Linked DNA regions of Homo sapiens: region 2 is linked to region 1. Evidence: chromatin contacts called from ENCODE POLR2A ChIA-PET data. All regions are on one chromosome and are shown on one strand. Each heading gives the region's core, a stretch centred on a gene start or an enhancer-like site at or near the end of the contact. The rest is flanking DNA. Distances are from core to core; before and after follow the strand shown. Region 1 holds the start of ITLN2 (intelectin 2). Region 2 overlaps NECTIN4 (nectin cell adhesion molecule 4).

Region 1 (3,379 bases), core at 396-2,895:
ACCTCAGATGATCCACCCACCTCGGCCTCCCAAAGTGCTGGGATTACAGGCGTGAGCCACCGCGCCCAGCCCAAAAAAAGAGTTTTTAATAATATGATGTTGATAATTGTACTGTGGTTATACATGACATATTCCTATTATTAGAAAACACACAGTTGGCCAGGCATGGTGGCTTACACCTATAATCCCAGCACTTGGGAGGCCGAGGCAGGTGGATCACGAGGTCACGAGTTCAAGACCAGCCTGGCCAAGATGGCAAAACCCCGTATCTACTAAAAATACAAAAATTAGCTGGGCGTGGTGGTGGGTGCCTGTAATCCCAGTTACTCGGGAGGCTGAGACAGGAGAATCACTTGAACCTGGGAGGCGGGGGTTGCAGTAAGCTGAGACCATGCCATTGCACTCCAACCTGGGTGACAGAGTGAGGCTCTGTGTCAAAAAACAAAACAAAATAAAAAAAACCCATACGCATTTATTTAAAGGTAAAAGCCCATGATGTATGTACCTTACCTTCAAATGGTTCAGAAAAAAATTTTGTGTGTGTGGGTGTATTTTATATACATATATCTATATATATATAGAGAGAGAGAGAGAGAACACGAAAGATAAAGCAAATGGGGTGAAATATTAACAATAGTTGAATCTAGGTAAAGGGCATATATGTGGCTTTATATTATTGTTATTTTTGCAACATTTAATAAATTTCAAATTGTTTCTAAACAGAGTTAATAAAACAATAAAATTACAGCAGGATACATGCAATAATTAGTGTTTGGACAGTGTATAGTGGGACAAAGGAAGGATCCATCAGCTTTGTCTGGTGATGGGGGTGTCAGGGAAGGCCTCATAGAGAAATTGGAGGAAAGATTGGAAGGATGATGTCTTCTTTTCCCATTTATTTATTATTATTATTATTATTATTATTTTGAGGTGAAGTCTTGCTCTGTTGCCCAGGCTGGAGTGCAGTGGAGCAGTCTTGGCTCACTGCAACCTCCACCTCCTGGGTTCAAGCAGTTCTCCTGTCTCAGCCTCCAGAGTAGCTGGGATTACGGGTGCACGCCACTGCACCCAGCTAAATTTTTGTATTTTTAGTAGAGACAGGGTTGCACCATGTTGGCTGGTCTTGAACTCCTGACCTCAGGTAATCCGCCCACCTCGGCCTCCCAAAGCGCTATGATTATAGGTGTGAGCCACTGTGCCTGGCCAATTATTATTCTTAATTAATTAATTTATTTTTCATGAGGTGTCACCTCAGTCTAAAAGGATGATTTCTTGACAGAGTTGTGTCTAGGGGGCCAGGGCATCTGGGGGAGGTGGGAGAGGGAGAACGCAGGGGAGGATTGTGACCTATCCACGAATCTGATTAGATACTGCTACATTGTATGGCCTGCCTTGGCAAAGCAGGATGCCCCTCCTCAGATGGCGACAGTCACCTGTGTGGCCAGGAACACAGCTCCCTGCTCCTCCAGCCAGTCGCACGTCCTTTCTCATTTCCACGGTCCCAGGCTCAGGTACCCTCAGAGGGAAGGGCTTCAGAGGGAGGGGCTAGCAGCCTAGGCTGCTCAGGGTTGGGCTGGGCAGGGCTCAGGTGGTTTGGCTCTCCACAGCTCTCCACATAAAGGGACCAGCACTTCACCCTTCATCAGGATCCTCTGCAGGGGAGCTCCGAGTGTCCACAGGAAGGGAACTATCAGCTCCTGGCATCTGTAAGGATGCTGTCCATGCTGGTGAGAAAAATGTTTTTGATCCATGTGTGTGGGAGCAATGATGCCAGCTCAGGTCTCAGTTTTAGAGATTTAGAGTTTCAGGGAAATGAGCCCATGGCCCCTTGGGTATTTGTAGTGTTGGACAGCCGTGGGGCATATTCCAGGAGGTTTTAGAATGCTCATGAGCCCATCACTTTCCATTTGAGGATTCCTGACTCAGAAAGGTTAGGAAGTAAGAACGAGAGGATGACAAAGGAAGGGCCAGCCAGTGACCTTGTGCATCTTGTTTTTCCTTAGAGGACAATGACCAGACTCTGCTTCCTGTTATTCTTCTCTGTGGCCACCAGTGGGTGCAGTGCAGGTAAATGGCTTCTGAGAGTAGGAGCTGCAGTTTCCTGGGCTCCCCTCTGCTGTGCAGGGCCTGGAGGGAGTAGAGCTGGGCAGGGCTCTGAAGTCAAGGGTCAAAGGGGAAGTTCTGGAGAGGCAGGGAACCCAGGCTAGGCAGCCAACTTGAGGTGTGGACTGGGTGCTGATTTCTGGCCTCTCCTGGGGTCTGGTCTGAAGCAGTCAGGGTGTTAGCTCAGGTATTTCCTAGGGCTTGATTCTCTGCTTCTGTGGCTGTGAGGGGTTCATGGGGTGAGAGAGTAAGAACTGTGTCCCTGCTCAGCTGCTCTTGTGGCCTTGGCCTTGGGATCTCCAGAGGCAGCTGGGTGATCAGTGCTGTGTCCAGGGTACACCCTCCTCTAGTCGCAGAGGAGGATATTGTGAGAATAGAATCCTCACAATTCTATTCTTCCAGTAGGCACAATAGTGATATTTTTTCATTGATACTGGGTTTATTGTTTATTTCAATCCATCAGTTAAAAAAAGCACATTTACATATGTCATCTCATTTGATCTCCATGCGTATAAAGAAGTTATTAATGACATCTTAAAGATGAAGAAAAAGGATCAGAGATGTTAAGTGTCTGCTCAAGGAGGCACTGTCATCAGGGTTTGTCTGGATTTTACCTTGAGTCCTGTAATTTTTTTTTTTTTAGACGGAGTCTTGCTCTGTTGCCCAGGTTGGAGTGCGGTGGCGTGATGTCGGCTCACTGCAACCTCCGTCTCCTGGGTTAAAGAGCTTCTCCTGCCTCAGCCTCCCCAGTAGCTGGGATTACAGGTGTGCACCACCACACCCCAGCTAATTTTTGTATTTTTAGTAGAGATGGGGTTTCACCATATTGACCAGGCTGTTCTTGAACTCCTGATCTTGTGATCCACCCTCCTCGGCCTCCGAAAGTGCTGGGATTACCGGCATGAGCCACTGTGCCTGGCCTGAGTCCTGTAATTTTACACTTTTTCCCGCTCTGCCAGGCTTTTGGAATGATTTCTAGGCTTTTAGACTTATATACATGGCCCTTCATCCACTGGCCTCTGTTAATTTTTCAGCTTTGGTTTCCAGACTTCTTTGTATTACAACATATGTTCCAGCCACAATAAGCGACTGACCTGTAGTTTTTGGCAGGCTGGGCTGGGCTGGGCTCTGTTATTGCTTCAGGCCATCTCATGTGCTTTCTTCTCTTCCTGGGGTGTACTCTCCCCTTTCCTTCCTGTCCTGTAGCCAGCTCCCATTCTCCCATCAAAATCAGCCTGCTCTGAGTTACAGCTGGTCCCTTCCCCAGCAGTTCCCA
Region 2 (3,379 bases), core at 288-2,787, 120 kb before region 1:
AAGGGCCCGAGCCTGAGGAAGGCCTAACTTGAGACTAGGTTCCTCCCCTCTCAGGGCCAGGATATACCACTATGGAATGGGACAACATATTCTGAGCCCCCAAATAAATTGGGGTATGTGTTCAGATCTCTTGTATTATTATACTCATCATACAAGAATATGTATGGTCACCAAATATTATTGGCTTGCCCAGGGAATCTAAGATACATGGTCATTAGTAGGGAATAAATGGATAAGCCCTTAAATTTTTTGTCTTTTATTTTATTTATTTTAGTTTTGAGACGGAGTCTTGCTCTGTCGCCAGGCTGGAGTGCAGTGGCATGATCTCGGCTCACTGAAACCTCCGCCTCCTGGGTTCAAGCAGTTCTCCTGCCTCAGCCTCCTGAGTAGCTGGGATTACAGGTGCGCGCCACCAACCCCAGCTAATTTTTGTATTTTTAGTAGAGATGGGGTTTTACCATGTTGGCCAGGCTGGTCTCGATCTCTAGACCTTGTGATCTGCCCACGTTGGCCTTCCAAAGTACTGTGATTACAGGCGTGAGCCACCACGCCCAGCCCTTGTCTTTTATTTTTATTTTTTTGAGATGGAGTTTCACTCTGTTGCCCAGGCTGGAGTGCAGTGGTGCGATCTTGGCTCACTGCAACCTCTGCCTGCCAGGTTCAAGAGATTCTCCTGCCTCAGCCTCCCAAGTAGCTGGGATTACAGGTGTGTGCCAGCATGCCCAGCTAGTTTTTTGTATTTTTAGTAGAGATGGGCTTTCACCATGTTGACCACGCTGGTCTCGAACTGCTGACCTCGGGTGATCCGCCAGCCTCGGCCTCCCAAAGTGCTGGAATTATAGGCGTGAGCCACCATGCCCGGCCTTGTCTAACTTTTAAATTGTGAAATATAACACAATATTTCGATATTAATATTTTATATATTTATGTGAGTGCATAAAATGGACAAGACAGCTGTGTCTTTTTCTAATTGTTGTTAAGCCAACACTCCTATAACCACCACAATATTGCTAGCACCTCAAAAACACCCACTACCTCCAGTTCCCTCAAGGCATCCTTGGCCTTTTTCCAAGATCTGAAATATCTAGAGAGTCAGGGAGAGGTTGGGTACACATGTGTGTGAGCACATCATGGGCATGTTCTCACATGTGAGCATATGAGCGATGCATGTGGCCTTGTGCCTGGGGCTATGTTTGTGTATCCTGCCATGCAACATCACGGGTGTTGGAGCAGGCAGTCACATTTTCCAATTACCTCTACACCCAGCTAGGAGTGGAGTGTCCTGTTGTGTGGACTTTATAACATGTGTACCTGGTACCCAGTGTTGGATGACGTGATGCCTGTGGAAGCATGTGGGATGGCACACGTGTGGATCTTCCCCGGGTGTGTGTGGGGGGTGCCCAGGTCAGGCTGGGCAGCAGGGAGAAAGGACCTCTGCCTAGACCTGCCTGGTGGAGGGAGGGGCACCGTGGGAACAGCCTGCGGCTCTGGGTGACGTCATGGGGGTGGAGGGTGGAGAGCTGTCTGGACACGTTGGGTGGTGGTGGCTTCAGCCCTTCCCGGCTGGCACCCTTCAGCTTCCCTGTCTTCCAGGCTGGATGGGCCTCTGCCCAGTGGGGTACGAGTGGATGGGGACACTTTGGGCTTTCCCCCACTGACCACTGAGCACAGCGGCATCTACGTCTGCCATGTCAGCAATGAGTTCTCCTCAAGGGATTCTCAGGTCACTGTGGATGTTCTTGGTAAGCACTGGAGCAGAAGTCCTTGGTAAGGACCTGGGCCAAGGGCTTGGTGGGGGCAGCAGGAAGCAAGACAGAGACAGTGAATTGGGAAAGTGTTTATTCAGAGGGGGCTGGGCTGTGTGTCTTGCAGAGAATCAAACTGAGGTGTGGTTTTAGATGTTTTGCGGGGGAGCTGTGAGGTCTGGGGTGGGTTGTGGCTGCAGGCTTCCACCTCAGACAGTGGCCTGTCTCCAGCAGACCCCCAGGAAGACTCTGGGAAGCAGGTGGACCTAGTGTCAGCCTCGGTGGTGGTGGTGGGTGTGATCGCCGCACTCTTGTTCTGCCTTCTGGTGGTGGTGGTGGTGCTCATGTCCCGATACCATCGGCGCAAGGCCCAGCAGATGACCCAGAAATAGTGAGTACTGGGCACTCCTGGGTGGGTAGAACTAAGCTGAGAACAAAGAAGAGGATAGCAGGAGGTGGGCCAGGACCGAGGAGACTGGGTAGGCTGAAAACTGAGGAGTTTCAGACTAGAGGTGGGCAGGGTGTTTCTAGGGCTGAGGAGGAGCTAAGGGTCTGGAGCACAGATGGAGCACTCAATCCTTCCACCTTAGTGAGGCTCAGATCCATGTGCCTGGATGTTGCCAAGTATGCACACGCACACAGCACACACATGCTCTTCAGCCTCACTGCCACCTGCAGCCACACACTCACACTTGCAGGGCCAGCACGGCACCCACACCCTCCGGGCCTGTCTCACTAGGCTCAGCCAGGATAGGCTCACCTTGGGAGGCTGCCACTACCCTCAGCTCCTGACAAGGGTGTGTCTTTCCCAGTGAGGAGGAGCTGACCCTGACCAGGGAGAACTCCATCCGGAGGCTGCATTCCCATCACACGGACCCCAGGAGCCAGGTGTGTGCCAAGGTTGGGTGTATGCATGCAGGGGTGTGGTCGCATTGGGGTCTGCTTGTGCCTGGGCCCCTCTGCAGACCAGGAGCACAGCTCTCTGCTGGGTCAGCCACTGACTCACAGCTGGGGTTGGCCGGGGTAGAGTTGAGAGGGTGTAGCTGCTTTGGGTCTGCTAGGGCTGCTCCAGAAGGCCCCCTTCAGCATTGGCCTAGGGCCTTTTCTGGGAAGCCACCATCAGTTCTGCTTCCAGGGTGGGTTTGTGGTCGCAGTGGGGAAATGAGGATGTTTGTTTCCAGGAGAGAATGGACCTGTTGGGTTGGGGGACAGGCAAGTAGGGAGGAGGCTGGTGGAGGACAAGAGGGGAAGAGGCTGAGGGGAGGAGGCTGAGCCCTGTTCTAACTGCCCCGTGTCTGGGCCCTGCAGCCGGAGGAGAGTGTAGGGCTGAGAGCCGAGGGCCACCCTGATAGTCTCAAGGACAACAGTAGCTGCTCTGTGATGGTGAGGCCCCCGGCCCCACCGGTGTCCCCACCACTCTCCTCGGGCCCCTGTCCTGGTCCCAGATATGGTGCGTCAGCAGCCCCCTTACCAGTCCCTCTTTCCTTAGCCCTGGCTCATGCAGCCCAGCACCGCATCTCTGCTACGTCTTTGTTCTCCCGTCTCCCTCTCCCCATGCCTAACACTTGTTCCTGGTCCCCGATCTCTGGGCCCCTATGCTTCTGAGGCAACCGTTACCCCTGCTTACGCCTGGC

What was found. ChIA-PET counts read pairs that join two places held with the same protein, here RNA polymerase II (POLR2A).
Region 2: POLR2A ChIA-PET joins it to region 1 with 23 read pairs in MCF 10A. The contact joins the enhancer-like site here to the promoter of ITLN2 in region 1. POLR2A ChIA-PET finds 5 or more read pairs at or near these places in 2 of 52 experiments (MCF 10A and OCI-LY7).

The regions. Positions count from the first base shown.
Region 1 is chr1:160,953,075-160,956,453 of GRCh38, reverse strand. ITLN2 (intelectin 2) reads left to right here and starts at 1,645. Exons shown (of 8, transcript NM_080878.3): 1 at 1,645-1,727; 2 at 2,004-2,067. The coding sequence starts at 1,713.
Region 2 is chr1:161,072,974-161,076,352 of GRCh38, reverse strand. NECTIN4 (nectin cell adhesion molecule 4) reads left to right here. Exons shown (of 9, transcript NM_030916.3): 5 at 1,594-1,742; 6 at 1,980-2,136; 7 at 2,558-2,633; 8 at 3,054-3,128. Among named protein-coding and RNA genes, the nearest start is that of ARHGAP30, 4.8 kb to the right of the region's middle. RefSeq lists an enhancer at 924-1,600. Within about 2 kb of position 1,537, at least 2 of the 41 ENCODE cell types and tissues checked have a DNase peak (open chromatin) inside an H3K27ac peak, as active enhancers do.